2 separate regions of the Homo sapiens genome follow, and region 1 is linked to region 2. A link is an interaction called in ENCODE POLR2A ChIA-PET data of the cell type or tissue named here. Cell type or tissue: GM12878. All regions are shown on one strand.

Region 1 (8,000 bases), 59 kb after region 2:
TTACAGCTGAAGAAATACAGAGACTACAATACTGTGCCCATCCAGAATCAAAGCCAAGGCAACCTACCAAACCAACACTATAGATATATCTATAGGAAAAATTCTTTCCCTACTAAAGCCAATCTATAAAATTGGAAGAAGCAACTGTTATGCTAGATGTGCAGTAAGGACAAAAAATATGAAAAAGCAAGAAAACATGACACCTTCAAAGGAACATAATAATTCTCTGGTAACAGATCCAAAGGAGAAGGAAATTTATGAAATGCCTGAAAAAGAATTCAACATAATGATACTAAAGAAAATCAGTGAGATAGAAAAGTGTTGTTATCCACAGGTTTTTCTCCCTGAATACTTCTAATGGATAGTCAATGACACATGATAGTTTCTTTGCAGCTCTTCCAAGGACTTATAACATTTGTTCCCAAAATAGTAAAAGTTTCCTAGCAAATAGGAAGGATTTGCTAATTCTGGATTTAATATTCCTTCTTATTTTCTCAAGAATAGCTGTTCAGGTTCATTAAGAGTGAATCACTGTATAATGCTGAAACCTACTTTTCAGTTGTATTAGGAAGTGAGTCAGCCAGGAGGCATTCACTTTGAGAAGAGCACCATAATTTTTAGTAAAGTCATCATGATTATTATTAAAATAATAAAAACTAACATTTATGTAGTACTTATGTTGGATATTGTACCCAGGATTTAGCTATGTTATTTTATGTAATCCTCACACTCTCTGACATAGGTACTATTATTATATTATCCCATCTACTAGGTAAGAATGCTGAGCCTCAGAGAGACTGAGTGAAGTAGGAAGAAGCAATGCCAGGAATTGAACCTCCCCTTGACTCCAGAGCCTGTGCTCTTGAATGGTGTAAATAAAATCTTTGCATTGTTAAGTTATTTCCTCAGGGTTGTATTTTAAGAGTAAATCTGAGAGGAGTTTCAGGCTCAGTATGTCTTTTTGATAACATAAAACAAATTAAGAAGTAAGCCTTCATGTCATATGGCAGATACATTTTTTTAGAGTCAAGTTTTTGCAAATATCAGTGGTAAAAAGGGTGAGCTAAACATTTAAACTGCATCAGCAACAATCACTGAAAGCTAGAAAATTAAATAAACATGTTATTTTCTTTTGAGTATATGCAGCTCAATTTAATTATTTCTCTTTTCTCTTTCCTAAGTAAATTCTCCTGAAAATGGATAAAACCAAAGTGGTAGGAGATAAGCACTTCTAGCAAAAGATGTTACCTCCTCCTTGCAGATTCAAGGTAAGACATAGATTTAGCATCCTTGCAATTGGGATGGTGTATAAAGCTTTCTGATTGCAACACCTGAAGAAGTCAAGTCACAAACTGACTGGCTTTCGTTGTCTCCTGAAAAAACTTTCAGAAAATCCATTTACACCTCAGATGTGAATGACTAGGTGAATGTATTTCAATGACTTTAGTGGAAAGAAAGAGTGTTAAATCTTAGATAGATTTAGCTGCATCAAAATACAAACAAAAAGCCCCAAATAACAGCAAGACAACAAAACTGTGAATGTGCTTCTCTCAGCAATAGGACATGCAAAAAAAAGGCAAAACTAAAGTGAAATTATGAAATTTTTGAAATAGAAAATGTTATCAAGAGGTTTTGCTGCAACAACTACAAAGATCACACAGATATTAAAATTGACTTTTTAGATTTGTCTCCAGGATACTGCATTAACTCAGTTTTCACAGAATAAAGAATATCAGTTTTGAAAGGGATCTTAGAGATACCCTGGTCTAGTCCTCATCTAAAGTGCGAACCCCTCTCTCTGTCTCCCTCACGTCCTTATATAACGCTGAAACCTACTTTTCAGTTGCATTAGGAAATGAGTCAGCCATGATGCATTCATTCTGACAAGAGCACCATAATTAAGTTTTGGGGAAGTCATCGCAATTATTATTAAAATAATAAAAGCTAACATTTATGCAGTACTTATGCTGCATACTGTATTAAGGACTTTGTGTTATTTTAGGTAATCCTCACAACAATTCTATGAAGTAGGACAGCATTATATACAGATGGGAACTGTGATGGCTGTGCCTTTGCCAGAGAATCTCCCAGAGAGAAGACACCCTTGCTCTTCAGGCAAACAGTGGTCTGGCTGAAGCTTTCTCATGAAGAGAAAGCTCTTTCTTATATTGCTTCCAAATCACTATCACTGCTGCTCTGTCTTCCCCTTGAAGCAATTTAGGGCAGGTCTCACCCTCCTTCCTGGTGATGGCCTTTTAAATGATGCTCCTGAATGGTGTAAATAAAATCTATGCCTTCTTCAGCTATTTCCTCAGGGTTATATTTTAAGAGTAATGCTGAAGTTAGCATTTTAGACCCTACAGTAAGTTTTCTCTAGGACAAAAGTCCTCAGTTCCTCCACTGTTCCTCTTAGGGCAGGGTTCTGAGCTTTCTCTTAGACGTACACTCACCCAGATAAATTTAAGGCTCCACATTTATGGGTCAATCTCACTTATTAACAATTGACCAAAACTTGGAAATGAGGCAACAAGAGGACAGCATGTCCCTTTAATGTCATCTTGGAGTATTATCTATCAGCCAATCCAAGGTTTACTTAACCACCTTTGTTTAACTTCTATTTACTATTGGTTAAGATTCAGACTATAAAAGTATATGTTAACTTACAGAGTTTTGTTCAGTAGTGATGGAAATGGTTTCTGTCTAGTAGAAAAAATAACCACAATAACTATGGTTTTATTGCCCTGTAGGCATTGGCCAGTTTTGTCTCTAATTTAGCATACTTATTTCAGTATGCTTTTCTAATGGCCTGGGTAACCCCCATTTTTATAATCTCCCCAGAACTAGCTTTACCATCCTGATGGTTTCCTCATTATTCAGTTAAATAAATGTTTGACAGGTGTTCATTCTGTATGTATAAGAAAATCATGTTCTTAACTTTTCGAAAATTATACTTTGACAACTCCCTTCTTCTGAACTTGTATTAATGGAAATATCATTTTAAAAAAAAGATTACTGTCAATCTAAACCTCCAGGCTATCTTCATCTTTTGTCCTGTGGTCAGTATATAGTGATATCTTAAACAGTTAGTGAAAAGTCTATTCTTCAAGAATAAAATGATGTCAAACCAATATTTAATGAGTGAGACTGGTCAACAAATCCTAAGCAACAAATTATAAAGAGGTGGTATAGGGAATTCTGGACACATCTAAATTTCAACAAAATGGTCAGGGTATATAGTCTCCAAAGAATATGACATTATAAGCATGAATGTCAAGATACATAACTGAGAAAACTTTTAGAAAGAAAGAAAGAGACATTAGGAGCCTAGGGAAGGGTAGTTAGAAAGAAAGTGGTGGTGGATTGGTGAGCAAGGGCCTCTTTCCTCTCCTCTGACTATACTTTCCCCTTTACAACTAGACCTTCACAGACTAAGGATCTTAACATGCCCAAATCAAACATTTAGCAGTTATGGTCTAGCAGCTGACAGGAACATGCTGCTTTGTTTATTAGGCACGGTACACTATTGTGAAGACAGAGGCATCCAACTATTTGAGCTGGATAATACTAGCCACTGACATTGTCCAGTTAATTCTCTCTAGTCTGAGATCACGTGCTATGATTTGGCTCTGTGTCCCCACCCATATCTCATGTTGAGTTGTAATCTCCAATGTTGGTGGTGGAGCCTAGTGGGAGGTGATTGGATCACGGGGGTGGATCCTTCATGAATTGTTTAGCACCATCCCTTTGGTGTTATTTTCATGATAGTTAGTTCTTGTGAGATCTGGTTGTTTAAAAGTGTGTAGTACCTCCTACCTTGCTCACTGTCTTGCTCTTGCTTTCACCATGTGAAGTGCCTGCTCCTGCTTTGCCTTCCACCATGAGTAAGTGCTCCCTGAGGCCTCCCAGAAGCAGAGGCCATTATGCTTCCTGTATAGCCTGCAGAACCATAAGCCAATTAAGCCTCTTTTCTTTATAAATTACCCAGTCTCAGGTATTTCTTTATAGCAATGCAAGGACAGAATAATACACCATGCTTGTCAAGAAAACTTTTAGTAATAATTTTGTTTTCCAAGTAGCATTTCTGACAGGAAGATAGCACACTGACTAGTTGACATCAGTCTCCTAGAACATAACCACACTAAGGTGTGCTGATGATATTTCTGGATATGTAAAGATATGGACCTATTCCTGGATTGTGGTGATCCCATTAAAGCAATGTCACTCAGTGAGGCCTTACAGGAATGGCAGCTGGCTTGTCCTAACGACATTACATTTAATTAAGCAAACATTTATTGAGTACCATGTATCCTATATTACTGGTGCCGAGGGGAAAAGGTGAATATATGGTTTATGTCATAATAGTGTATGCCATAAACAGTTCCCACCAGAGAAAGCAGTTCTACCTGGTTCCTCTCTAACTTTAATACTTTGATCAAAAAATACCTCTATCATCTCATTCTCAAAAAAGTGTGATTTTTTTCAGGCCAAAATTAAGGGTCTTCTACACTTATATTAAACATTAGCTTATTAGATTTGGCCTATTATCTTTTCAGATTTTGATTTGTCACTGACACATTCAACATATACCTACTTAGTGACTACCATGCCAGACCCTATTAGATGATGAGACACAGAGGTGAATGACACATACACAATCAATGCCCTCAACGTTTTTTAGAGAAGACAGTTAAGCAATTACAATAAAATGATAATGTTCAAAATGAACATTACAGTGAGCTATGAGAGTGCTTAATAGGGAGGTGAAAGCAATTAAGATGAAAACTGAAAGAAGAAAAGGAGTTAACCAGGCAAAGGAGTCAGAACAGAAGAAGGGAAGGGAGAGGAAACAGGCAGAGGGAAGAGACTATAAAGGCACTGAAGGCAAGAAGAACATATAGAAACTGAAAGCGAAGAGCAGAACGTGAGGAGTGCAGCTGTGAGAGATGAAGTTAAAAGACAGATGAATCAGAAAAGCCTAGTAATCCATGGTAAGGAGTTTGGGCTTCACTTCAAAGCAAGAGGAAGACACTGGAAGAGTTTATGCAGCCATGGGTGTGGGGAGGGGCAATAGAACTGGCACAGTGCTCTCTGTGGTTAGGTAAGAATCACTCCGTGTGTACTTTAGAGAACACATTAAAGCAGAAGATTAGAGTGAGGCAGGCTAAGCAGGAGGCTATTCAGGACTCCAGGCAGAAGATGATCTGGGCTAAGGCGATGGGATCTTAGTCATCAAGATGGACCAACAGAACAGATTCAAAACGTATTTGAAAACTAGACTAGTAGACTGTTCAATTAAGTTTGTGGGGAGAGTGTCAAAACAGAAGGAAGAACAGTTTCTTAGTTTTCTGAGTTAAGTGATTCTTGACCAAACAGGAGATCATAGAGCCAATTACTGAGCCAGAGTGGAACTGGGGATGCACAGACTCATTTTTCTTGGGAAAGATGATGAGTTTGAGGTATCTGCAAGGCCTCCAACTAGAGATACTGTGATAGCTGGATTTATGGGACTGAAACTCAGAATAGGGTCTGGACAGTGAAAACAGCTGAGTAGTCCTCAGCATATAGCTTGGTGTGGTGATTTACTGCTACAGAAAATAAGTTAAGAAATGTAGACTATAGATTGAAGCTTATTGAAGGCTAGATGAAAACAATTTCAATAGATGACTAGTGTGAAAGTTAAATTGGAGTACATGGAGGGCTGAGTAAGGAGGGAAAAGAGGCAATTTGGACAAGTCTTTCCAGAAGTCTAGCTGTAAAGAGGAGGAGAGAAACAACAGCAGCAATGTAAGAAGAATGAAAGTGTGGTAAATGGAGTTCGTTGTTTTTGGTTTTGTTGTTTGCTTTGTTTTGAAAGAATCTTGAGGATTCTTAAAATTCATAGAAAAGAGGCAAAAGGGGGTCACAGGAATAGAGATTTAGTAAAGAGAAGGAATTTTACCTGTTGCAACTAAAGAGGCAGCAGGGAAGGAGCCCTAGCACAGCTAGAGGGTTTAACTTGTAGAACAGCAGAGGGTAGGTATCTCTTTATTGTAAAAGAAGAGCAGAGGTTATAGTAGGTACAGATGAACATAGGCTTGAATGCTTGATGTTGGAAAGTTGAAGACATTTTCATGTAAGACTTTCTCTTTTCTCTGTTTTGTAGAACATGAAGAATTTTACTAAAATGAGGGGAAGATGGGTGCAGAGGAAGGGGAAAGTCAGTGATTGGGAACCTGTGTTACGACTATTGGGAAAGAGTCTAAGTTGGTGAAGGGTCTGAGATTACCACACTTTCAAGATGACAAGTCGGCCTGCCACACATTCAAGTATGCTGGCAGAAGGCTCAAGAGTCCTGGATCCTGGATGAATGAGCTATGACGATGTGGATGGCTGGATGTCAGGAGAAGATGATGTCAGTGTTTGGGGATCCTCAATAGTTGAAGGTTTTTGTTTTGTTTTGTTTTGTTTTTGCCAAAAACTTTTGGAAGAGCATTGTAATAGAATGTTATTGTCTCTTTCTTTTTAACTCATTAAAGTGTTGCCACAGATGTTGTAAAAAAAAAAAAAAAAAAAAAAAAAAAAAAGAGTCCTGGATCAGAGCCAAAGGATTTTACCACTCATAGAACAGCAAGCAGCCTAAGCATGATGTTGGTGTCATTTCCCCTTGTCCCCAAGTCAAGCAGGTGATGCAGATGGGCTCGAATGGATGCCTGCAGAAGCAGTGGACTGCATTCCAGGAAAGGAATACTGAGCTTAGGGAACCTGAATCTTTTATAAGAGGCAGAAAGCAAAGCTGCCCTTTGTTCCAGAGTTGAGAACAAAAGGCAGTCAGTGCCTCTGCTGACAAAATGTATAGAAATATGAGACACAGAGAGAACTGTCGCCCAACAGAGGAACTGTCCCGCAGACCAACCCAGTTGATATTGGTCATCTAAACATATGAGTTATCAAGCCCATTATTGCTCCCATCAAATACCACCACTGAGCTAATATTTCCATACAAGGAAATGATGATAAGATAATCATTTTGAAATGACCAGAAAAACTTCTCTCCAAGGTGACATTGATTGCCTAACACTTCATGAACACTATCATTTAAACAAGATTCTAACCAACTGAAGTGACTTCTAACTCATAATTTATTTACTCTCTTTGTTGTCTTAAAATGGGTGAATCTGCTAAATATCTTTTTGAAATCTAGATCCTCACTAGATTGAAATGTGATCTAAGCGCCAGCAACATTGATTTCACCTGGAAGCTTGTGAGAACTAGCTGAATATCAGACTCCGCCCCAGAACTACTATGTCATAATCTGCATCTTAGCAAGATCCCCAGGTAATTTGTAGGCATATTAAAATTTTAAAAAATGGATTTAGATTCTAGAGCAGAGGTTGGCAAACTTTTTCTGTGTAAGGCCAAGTAATAATTATTTTAGCCTTTGCAGGGACACTTCTGCAATTACTCAACTCTGCTATTGTACCTGGAAAGCAGCCAAAGACAATAGGTAAACAAATTGGCATGGTAAGATTTGCCCAAGGGCCATAGTTTGCAGATCTCTGCTCTGAAGTATTGCTTTGAATTAGAAATTATATTTCAAACAGAAATAAGTGTAACAAACTTGTTTTTAATAACTTGGCTTTGAGTGAACCCACGCTGGCTTCTAAACATCACACCATGTTCCTTTGTAACTCCTTACAACCCACTATTTAATGACCCATTCTTTAATTTTTCTTTAGACTGATATCAAAATTACTAGTTAATAGTGTGTACAATCCACTTTCTTCCTCTTTTTGGTATTTGCAGTGATGTTTGCACATTCCCAGCAGCTGTTGATTCTGCTCCTTCCCTTTATGATTTGTCAAAGATAGTGATTCAGGAATCTCAAATGTCAGTTTTCTCAGGATCCTATGATGTAATTTGTCTGGGCCAGCAGATAGTCCGCCTATCTTGGACCTGCTTTCCTTTGTCAATATTTACTTTACCATTTCTAATCTAAAGTTGGTTCTCCTTTACAAGGATAA
Region 2 (8,000 bases):
ATTACTTTTTCCTTTTCTAGGCTGTGAATGAAGAGTTGTTTAGTCTTCTAAAGAGACAATCTGGCTAATGTTCACACTCACAGGATGTGAAAACATCAAAAATAGAATGAGAATTTCATATGACAAAAATAACACAAGGTCAAAAGAATATATTTAACATAGTCACCAACACAGAACTGGCCTCTTCTGACTGGCTCTGGAACTGTTGTCCAATTTTACAGAGTTTTTTAGATGTATTTTTATATAAATGAAGAAAAACACTTGAACCTATTGAGTCTGATGCAAAGCAAAGCTGGATGGTATGACATGAGCTTTCGTTGACTCTGCCACTGCCCCACAACCTAGATGTAGTTTTCCCTAAAAGGCTGCATTGATAATTTCATCTTTAGACACTGGAACTTTCAGAAGGCTTCCAAATGTTAGTTAAAAAGTAAATGTGAGTAGGCTGTGACCCAAATGCACATTAACGATTTTTAATATACATTTTGTTTTGTTTTGTCAACATGACCTTTAATTACCTTCCAGTGGTAATTTTCCTTTTCATGGTACTGTGTTTATGTTGAACAAAAGCCTCAGAAGAGATTTCTTCTACATAAAAGAATGAGGCAGTTTTGATTTGGGGATTAAAAACCAGACTTATTTGTTCTTAGATCCATGTCTCTTAAAAAGGTTGACTCAGGTTTCTGTGATTTATCTAACCTAGATGATGTCCTGATAATCTACTCTTGGCCTTTATTTATTCTCAACAATTATAAACATTTGGCAGTTAGGACCTCATTTAGAAGACTTCTAGGCAGAAGAAATTTAAAAAACCCTGGAAGTCACTTCTGAAAATAATTATGTTTTTCTATTCTCCTCTGTTTTCTCTTCTGAATATTTAACATACCTAATTATGACACAACTAATTCTGGTGTTCAGAATTAGTACACAAATGGTCAGTTTTGGTAACCAATGGGTAGGTACAACCCATCTCGCATTCTTTTTGGAACCTAGTAGAACATAAATGCATACAGAGTAAACGAGTCTAAATGCAGTGGTTCTCAGCTTCCGCCACACATTGGAATCACCTGGGTGGCTTCTAAAAACTATGCTGCCTGGGCCTATCCTGACAGATTGAGTTAACAGGTGTTGGGCAGGGTCCTGACATCACTAGTACGGCACAGCTCCCAGGTGATTCTAATGTGGGCCAGGTTAAAGAGCCAGGTCTGGTATTGCGGTGGAGTCAGAGGACTCTGGAGGTAGACAATTCAGCCATGGTGCACCAGCTCTGCTATCTATGTGAACTGGGGTGAGTTATTTGACCTCTCTGAGGCTTGGTTTTCTAGTTTGGACAATGAGAGCAAGCATAGCTATTGTGCAGGGCTATTGTAAAGATTACATGCATTAATAAGGCAAATTAAGTGCCTAATGCAGTGCCTAGCACATGGGCGGTACCAAATAACTGCCAGACTCTTCTTCTAATACTTCAAAGTGTCTTCACATCTGCTTTGTGATTTAATGTTCACTTCAACCTTGTGGGATAGGAGAAGAATACGGGCTTGCAAGTTTGGGTGTCTATAGGTCTGGCTGATTTAGACTTTCATATCATTTCATTATTAAAATAATTCCATATCCTCTCTGTCCTCTGGAGAATCTCAGGTTCTCAGTCCGTGGAGCTCTTTTCTCTACACATTCCCTTAGTGATCTCATCCAATCTGATAGTCTAAAATAACATCCATAGCCTGCAAACTTCAGCCTGGATCAGGATTCCAGACTCCACTGGATGTCAAAAAGACATATCAAACTTCACATGTGCAAATCCAAACTCTTGATCTGTTCCCACATGACTTTCAACCACTAACATCTGCTCCTCTGCAGTCTTCCCTAAGCCAGTAAATGGATCCTTACACCCCTCAGGCCAAACATCTTGAATTCCTTTCTTTTACCTACATATCCAATTCACCAGCAATTCCTATTAGTTCTGTGTTCAAAATGGATCTCAAATCCAAAGCTTCTCAACTCTTCCACCCCTATTACCTTTGACCAAACCACCCTAAACTCTTGTCTGGATAAAAGCCTCTCTCTTGAGTCTTCCTTTCTCACTGCCACACCTTCCCACAAAACCCCAGTCTACTTTTAACAGAACAACCATAGGGATCCTTTCAAAGTAGAAGTGAGATCTTGTCCCTCATCAATTCAAAACCCCCAATGGCTTCCCCTCTCATTCTGAGTAAGAGGCAAGTCCCTACAATGGCCAATAAGGCCTAACACAATATTATTGGCCCCTCTCCCATTACCATTCCCCGGTCTCCTATCTCTCACTCATTCTGCTCCCAAGGTGAGCTTCCTCCTCCTTCCTCCAACATGCCAAGCGCACTGCTGCCTCAGGTCTTTGCCTTCACTGTTCCTTCTCCTTGGAATCTCCTTCCCCGAAATATCCACAGGCTTGCTCCCTATTTCCTTCAGGTATTTTGACCCAATGTGCCCTTTAAGGCTGAAACCTTCTCATCTCCACCCTGGCATTCCTGATTCTCCTTTCTGGTTTTCTTTTTCTCCATTGCTTACCACCATCTGATGTCCTGTATATTCAAGTGTCTGCTTATTCCCACTAGAAATTTTGGAAGCTAGATGAGGGCAAGAACTTTTTTGGTGTTTTGTTCACTGCTGTCCCCCTACAGCCTAGAGCAGGGCACATAGTAAGTACCAAATAAACACTTGCTGAATGAATGAATGGATGATGTAGATTATGTTTTAAAAGCATCTTTTCATTGGCACTGTATAGAGCAAACTTGTAGCAAAGGCAGCCCTGGGAAGTGTCACAGCTACAATTTCATTAACATGCTCAGCTTCGGTACAGATGACATTCCAAATCAGCTGGCTTCCTGGGGCCCAGGAATCTTTTGAGTTGTGTCCAATTTTATATCTCCTCCTGCCCCTAGGGTAACTTGTCAAAAACCTACTGGGTACCCCATAGCTTGAAAAAGTGGGTAGCTAACTTTAATTTCTGGCTGGAGTTGTTTGGATGGGGCTGTAAATGGGGACATACAAGGGGAAACTGTTACCCTTGCTTTGCAGCTGTAGGCTCATGTATTCTTTACTGCAAAGAAGCATGGAGCGGGCTGTCATTAAAGACACTCAACCTGGTTTCTAGTGTCTGGTTCAATTAAGAGAACTTCTAGGAAGAGACATGACCAAATAAATAATTGGAGAGATGCAACTCTGAAAGGACAATTGTTTTTTATCGATCTCTGTTTGCAAGTTGAAATTGAGAGATACAAACTTTAAGTGGATGGGCTCTCCTGGGTGAGAGTCTTCACTTCAAACGCAGTAAATGAGTGTTGTTTTGTGATGCACATTTTAGTACTGCTAGAGGTAAACTTTCTAAATATTAATAATAATAATAAACAAATCCCTCTGCAACTGACAGCGAGTGCACAGATGAACAGGGATTTCCAGGAAACAGGCTGTTCTGGTCTTCTGGATGTGGCAAAGTCTTCATCAGAAGGGACAAGCTCCAGAACAACAGAAAGTGTGCCCCTCATTACTTTGGAATTCCCCTTTCAGGAGCACTGAGGGCATGTGAGTTGATTTTTAATGGGTAAAATTAATCTCTTTAGAGCCATCTCTATTATAAGGTATTTTTTAGTTTGAAATTAATAGGAAACTATGGAATTAAAAGCTTCTAATGCTAAGAGCTGTCATTAGGAAGCGCAGTGACAAGGATTCAATATACTGTGAGGTGCCACTGTACAATATGTGGGATTTTTCATGTCTCCTTGCCATTGAGCTGTAGGTGACAACTGCAGGTAGAGCTTAGCTAGAATGAAGCTGACACATGCAAGCACTTGGCCCCTCTTGTTCCTGCTCCATCACTCAGGCTGAGCAAGCATCAGATAGCTAACACGCCACTCATAGGTACATCTAGAGGGCTGGGTGGTGTGATGGAAAGGACGTGGGCTTTGAAATTAGAGACCTGAGTTTAAATCCTCACTGTACCACCCACCAGCTATATAAGCAGATGATCTTACCCTAACCCCCCTCAGTTTCCACATCTGACTCAAATGAGGTTAAAATAACTATCTCGAAGGGTGGTTAGAGGTTTCAAGTGAGACAGTGTATGGGAAGTACCTAGTATAGTACCTGGCATAGAGTGAGCATCCCCAAAATGATAGCTATTAGGATTATTATTGTTGCTGTTGTTGTTATTATTATTATAAGAAGTAGCATTATGAAATAGTATTATGGGGCTCAAATTTAGCAGTCTACCAGGACTGGCCAGGGAGGGGCTTGTCACTGAGATCATTCAGGATGAGGTGTGCAGCACTTCTAAAACACTGCAGATGGTGATGCTGTGGACTGCCCTGGGAACTGAAACTCCCTCCCGCCGATGCTGCCCAAACTCCCACTGGCCTCATCTGTTTACAAGCCCTGTATTCTTGGTAAGTGCTCATGATCATATTTGGTCTACTGCCCCTTTCAGAACACTGACTTCTGGGAAGCAGTGATTCCATCTCCTGTTCTTTGTTTTAAAAAAATCTTTCTACAGTAATAATTGTGTTGTAAGAGTTTTAAAAAAATCACCTAGGTCCCCTTTCATAAAGGGATTTATATAAGGATAACTTTCAAATGGCATTCTGAATTTATTTTAAATATGCTTCAGTTTTGCCCTCAGCTTGCCAGGAAGACATGATCTTAAAGAAAGCAAGCTGCTTCTGGAGGGAGTGCTAGGTATTTTGGGCACTAAATGGGTGGTTCTCTTTTGTTCAGATTATACTTTTTTTTTTTTTTTTTTTTTGAGACGGAGTCTCACTCTGTCACCCAGGCTGGAGTGCAGTGCCATGATCTTGGATCACTGCAACCTCTGCCTCCCGGGTTCAAGTGATTCTCTTGCCTCAGCTTCCCAAGTAGCTGGGATTACAGGTGCCTGCCACCCCGCCTGGCTAGTTTTTGTATTTTTAGTAGAGACAGGGTTTCACCATGTTGGCCAGGATGGTCTCAATCTCTTCACCTCAGGTGATCCACCAGCCTCCGCCCCCCAAAGTTCTGGGATTACAGGCATGAGCCACCGTGCCTGGCCTAGATTATACCTTATATTAATAAAATACTGGCATACTTTTACATCCAAATACTGTTGTTTAACCAGATTAATACAAATGAAACTCAAAAGGACATTCGAAGTTAGGCAAAATGTGGTAACCACAGCTACAAATTAGAAAAACTGGAGCCAGGTTTTTATCCTTCCTAGACAGGACCACAATATCATATATTGAAACCATGGAATGAGGAAGAAGGTGATTCCTGGAAATTAGGGTCCGGGCCTACTGCATTTGTTTTAAATGATTGCTTATTATTATACAATACTTAGTAGTATGTCATAAGTAGTTATGTCATAAGGATATTCTTTTGGCTGATGATGGAATATAAAGTATTTCAAAGTGGGGTATATTGTGGCCAGTCTTAAGTAAGAAAAACAACAACCAACCACCCAGAGTTGACTGAAACTGGTTCCTACTGTCATCAAAATGCACCTACACAAAACCTGACTGAATATTCTGCTAGATCAAAGCTTCCTAAGAATCTGGGTACATGAGCTAGCACATCTGAAACCTGAGAGGTGACTCTAGATGGCAATAATGAGTGGCTTTCAAACTTTAATGTGCATGATACCCTCTTTTGAAATATGTTACATGTGTCGGACATCAGGGTTTTATCCTTAAAATTCAGAATCAGTAGGCTTGAGCAAATCTGTTTTGTTTTTAAATTTTTATTTCTTTTAAGAAACAATGTGCTATAATTTTGAGGATCACTCTTTGAGAAATGCTGGTCTATGGTGTCCATCCAAAGGGCTCAAGATTCTAAAGCTACATACTTAAGCCCTTCAAAATCAGAATTACTGAATAGTAGAGCTAGAAGAGCCCCAGAGATCATCTAGTCTGAACTTTTCATAGCCAGTGGACCACAGGGTTGAGATGTTTCACAGCACAGGGCTCTTTCTGCAGAACTCTCACTACAGCTTAGCATGGTGGCTAATAGCTAGGCCTGGGCTTGATTTCTGGCTCTGCCACTTGGCATCATGTGACTTGGGCAAGTCATGGATCACTTGGGAACTTCCCTTATCTAGTGTGATTGTGGAAGTCATGTGAGCTGGTGCCCACAAAGTATTTATGGGAAGTGACCTACACCAAGCTGGTCATGTATAAGTTCTGGATTCTTTCCAGCAGATAAGGTATAAGCAGGAGATAAGGTATTCCAGCAGACAAGGCCAAAGGAAGTTTAAGGTAGGTGAAGCTTAGCTGTACTACTATAATTTTGCCAGCAGGTTTTAATGAAAGTAAGTTGTTGCCCCCATAGAAGTTTTTTTTTTTTTTTAAACTCAACATACACTAGTAGTTCAACACAAAAATATTTTATGCAACCTACCCTATAAAATGGCAGTCTCAGCTTGGACCTTTTAGGTGCTCTCAGAGCACCTTGCATGAGAGGGTCCCTCAAAGCTACGTAATGACATTCCAGAGCAGAATTTGGTGATCTTCCAGTCAGATTCAGGAAACCACAGATCCTCCCAACAGTAGCTGGACACAAAATGAGGTAGGGATCACTCCCGCACATCCCTGATGGTTTCATATGTAGACTATGGGATTTGCCAGATTCTTATAGCAAGTGGGAAGTCTCTCTCAAACTTTTAGGCAGTCCAGATATCAATGAGAACCCATTTATTACATTTATCATGCAAAGTAACAAGTCAGTAATTTCACCAATCAAAATAATGAATTTCTGTATTCATTATGCTAATTAGTAAGGTCTCTGGTTGATAGAGATATAACAAAAGTATTTGTTGTAGCTGCCTCTGGAGTGAGTATTTCCCTTCTGATAAAGTTGTGGCTGAACACTACAGTGAAAATTTTCTGTTAGAGCAATTGGCTGTTCCTGGCACTGAAGTCTAAACTAACAAGTACATACATAATTACCACACTGTCCACAGAGAAGTATTTTAAAGTAAACTTTATGTAACTAGCACTTTGCACAATGTTTACCTATTAAATGCCCAATTAATGTTTGCTGCTATTATTACTATTGAAAATGTGTTGAGTAAATCAAAAAAGGTATAAAAACTGTTACATAAGCTGAATAAAATAATAATCTAAATAAAAGAAATCTTATGCAAATTAAGAATCACTTTAAGTCTTAATTTAGCTCTGCTTCCTACATGGTATCAGAAATTTGGGTTAAAGTTCAGTGAAGGCCTGGTGCAGTGGCTCATACTTGTAATCCCAGTGCTTTGAGAGGCTGAGGTGGGAGGATTGCTTGAGGCCAGGAGTTTAAGATCAGCCTGGGCAACATAACGAAGCCCCCGTCTCTACAAAAAAATTTTTAAAAATTAGCCAGGCATGGTGGCTCAGGCCTGTAGCCCCAGCTACTCAGGAGACTGAGGTAGGAGGATGGTTGGAGCCCAGGAGTTGGAGGCTGCAGTGAGCTATGATCATGCCACCGCACTCTAGCCTGAGTGAGAGTGAGACTCCATCTAAAAAAAAAAAATCCACTGAAAAAGGGACAGCAGAAGCCAAAGCCTACGTGGTGACTATTTGAGGAAGAAGGTAAAACCTTCTCGCTAAGCAAGCTATAAAGCAATCTTTTTTAGACCTTGGGTTGTGACCCATTAGTGAGCTACAAAATCAATTCTGGATCACATTGTAAAATATATTTCTAAATGTAGATTGTGGTTAAAAACATTTGACGTGGAGGAAGAAGAGGAGGAATAGAGCATGAGAGTATCAGGGTGAACATCTGGCATATCATTAAGATGAATGATACTTGAGGGTCAAGCTGGAGATCTTTCAGAGAAGCTTTAATATCTTTAATTTCATACCTGCTGTCTAGAACCCTGGGGACTTTCTAAATTTTGATTGCAAAGTCTAGATATGCTAGCAATGATTTTCAGATACCATATTCTGAATAAAAAATCCAAACCAAAAATAGTTCAAAAATCTCTAAAGAATATTATTGTATCACTTTGTTTGAGA

What was found. ChIA-PET counts read pairs that join two places held together with the same protein. Peaks named below come from ENCODE experiments on the same cell type or tissue, not always from the same donor. Only the 100,000 strongest peaks of a DNase experiment are listed, where the experiment ranks them.
Region 1: POLR2A ChIA-PET joins it to region 2 with 27 read pairs; 3 of 35 experiments call an interaction of 5 or more read pairs at or near these places.

What each region holds. Positions count from the first base shown.
Region 1 is chr4:146,328,719-146,336,718 of GRCh38, forward strand. The region is part of intron 5 of SLC10A7 (solute carrier family 10 member 7); the gene reads right to left. Among named protein-coding and RNA genes, the nearest start is that of MIR7849, 76 kb to the right of the region's middle. RefSeq lists enhancers at 173-1,372, 4,876-4,985, 5,066-5,135, 5,256-5,305, 5,316-5,405. In GM12878, no CTCF peak of the experiment used is centred here; a DNase peak (open chromatin) is centred at 4,833; H3K4me3 peaks cover 1,703 bases; H3K27ac peaks cover 1,157 bases.
Region 2 is chr4:146,269,448-146,277,447 of GRCh38, forward strand. All of the region lies in intron 10 of SLC10A7 (solute carrier family 10 member 7), which reads right to left. Among named protein-coding and RNA genes, the nearest start is that of REELD1, 59 kb to the left of the region's middle. RefSeq lists an enhancer at 4,094-4,303. In GM12878, no CTCF peak of the experiment used is centred here; DNase peaks (open chromatin) are centred at 34, 2,154, 3,994, 4,344 and 3 weaker places; H3K4me3 peaks cover 2,480 bases; H3K27ac peaks cover 6,745 bases.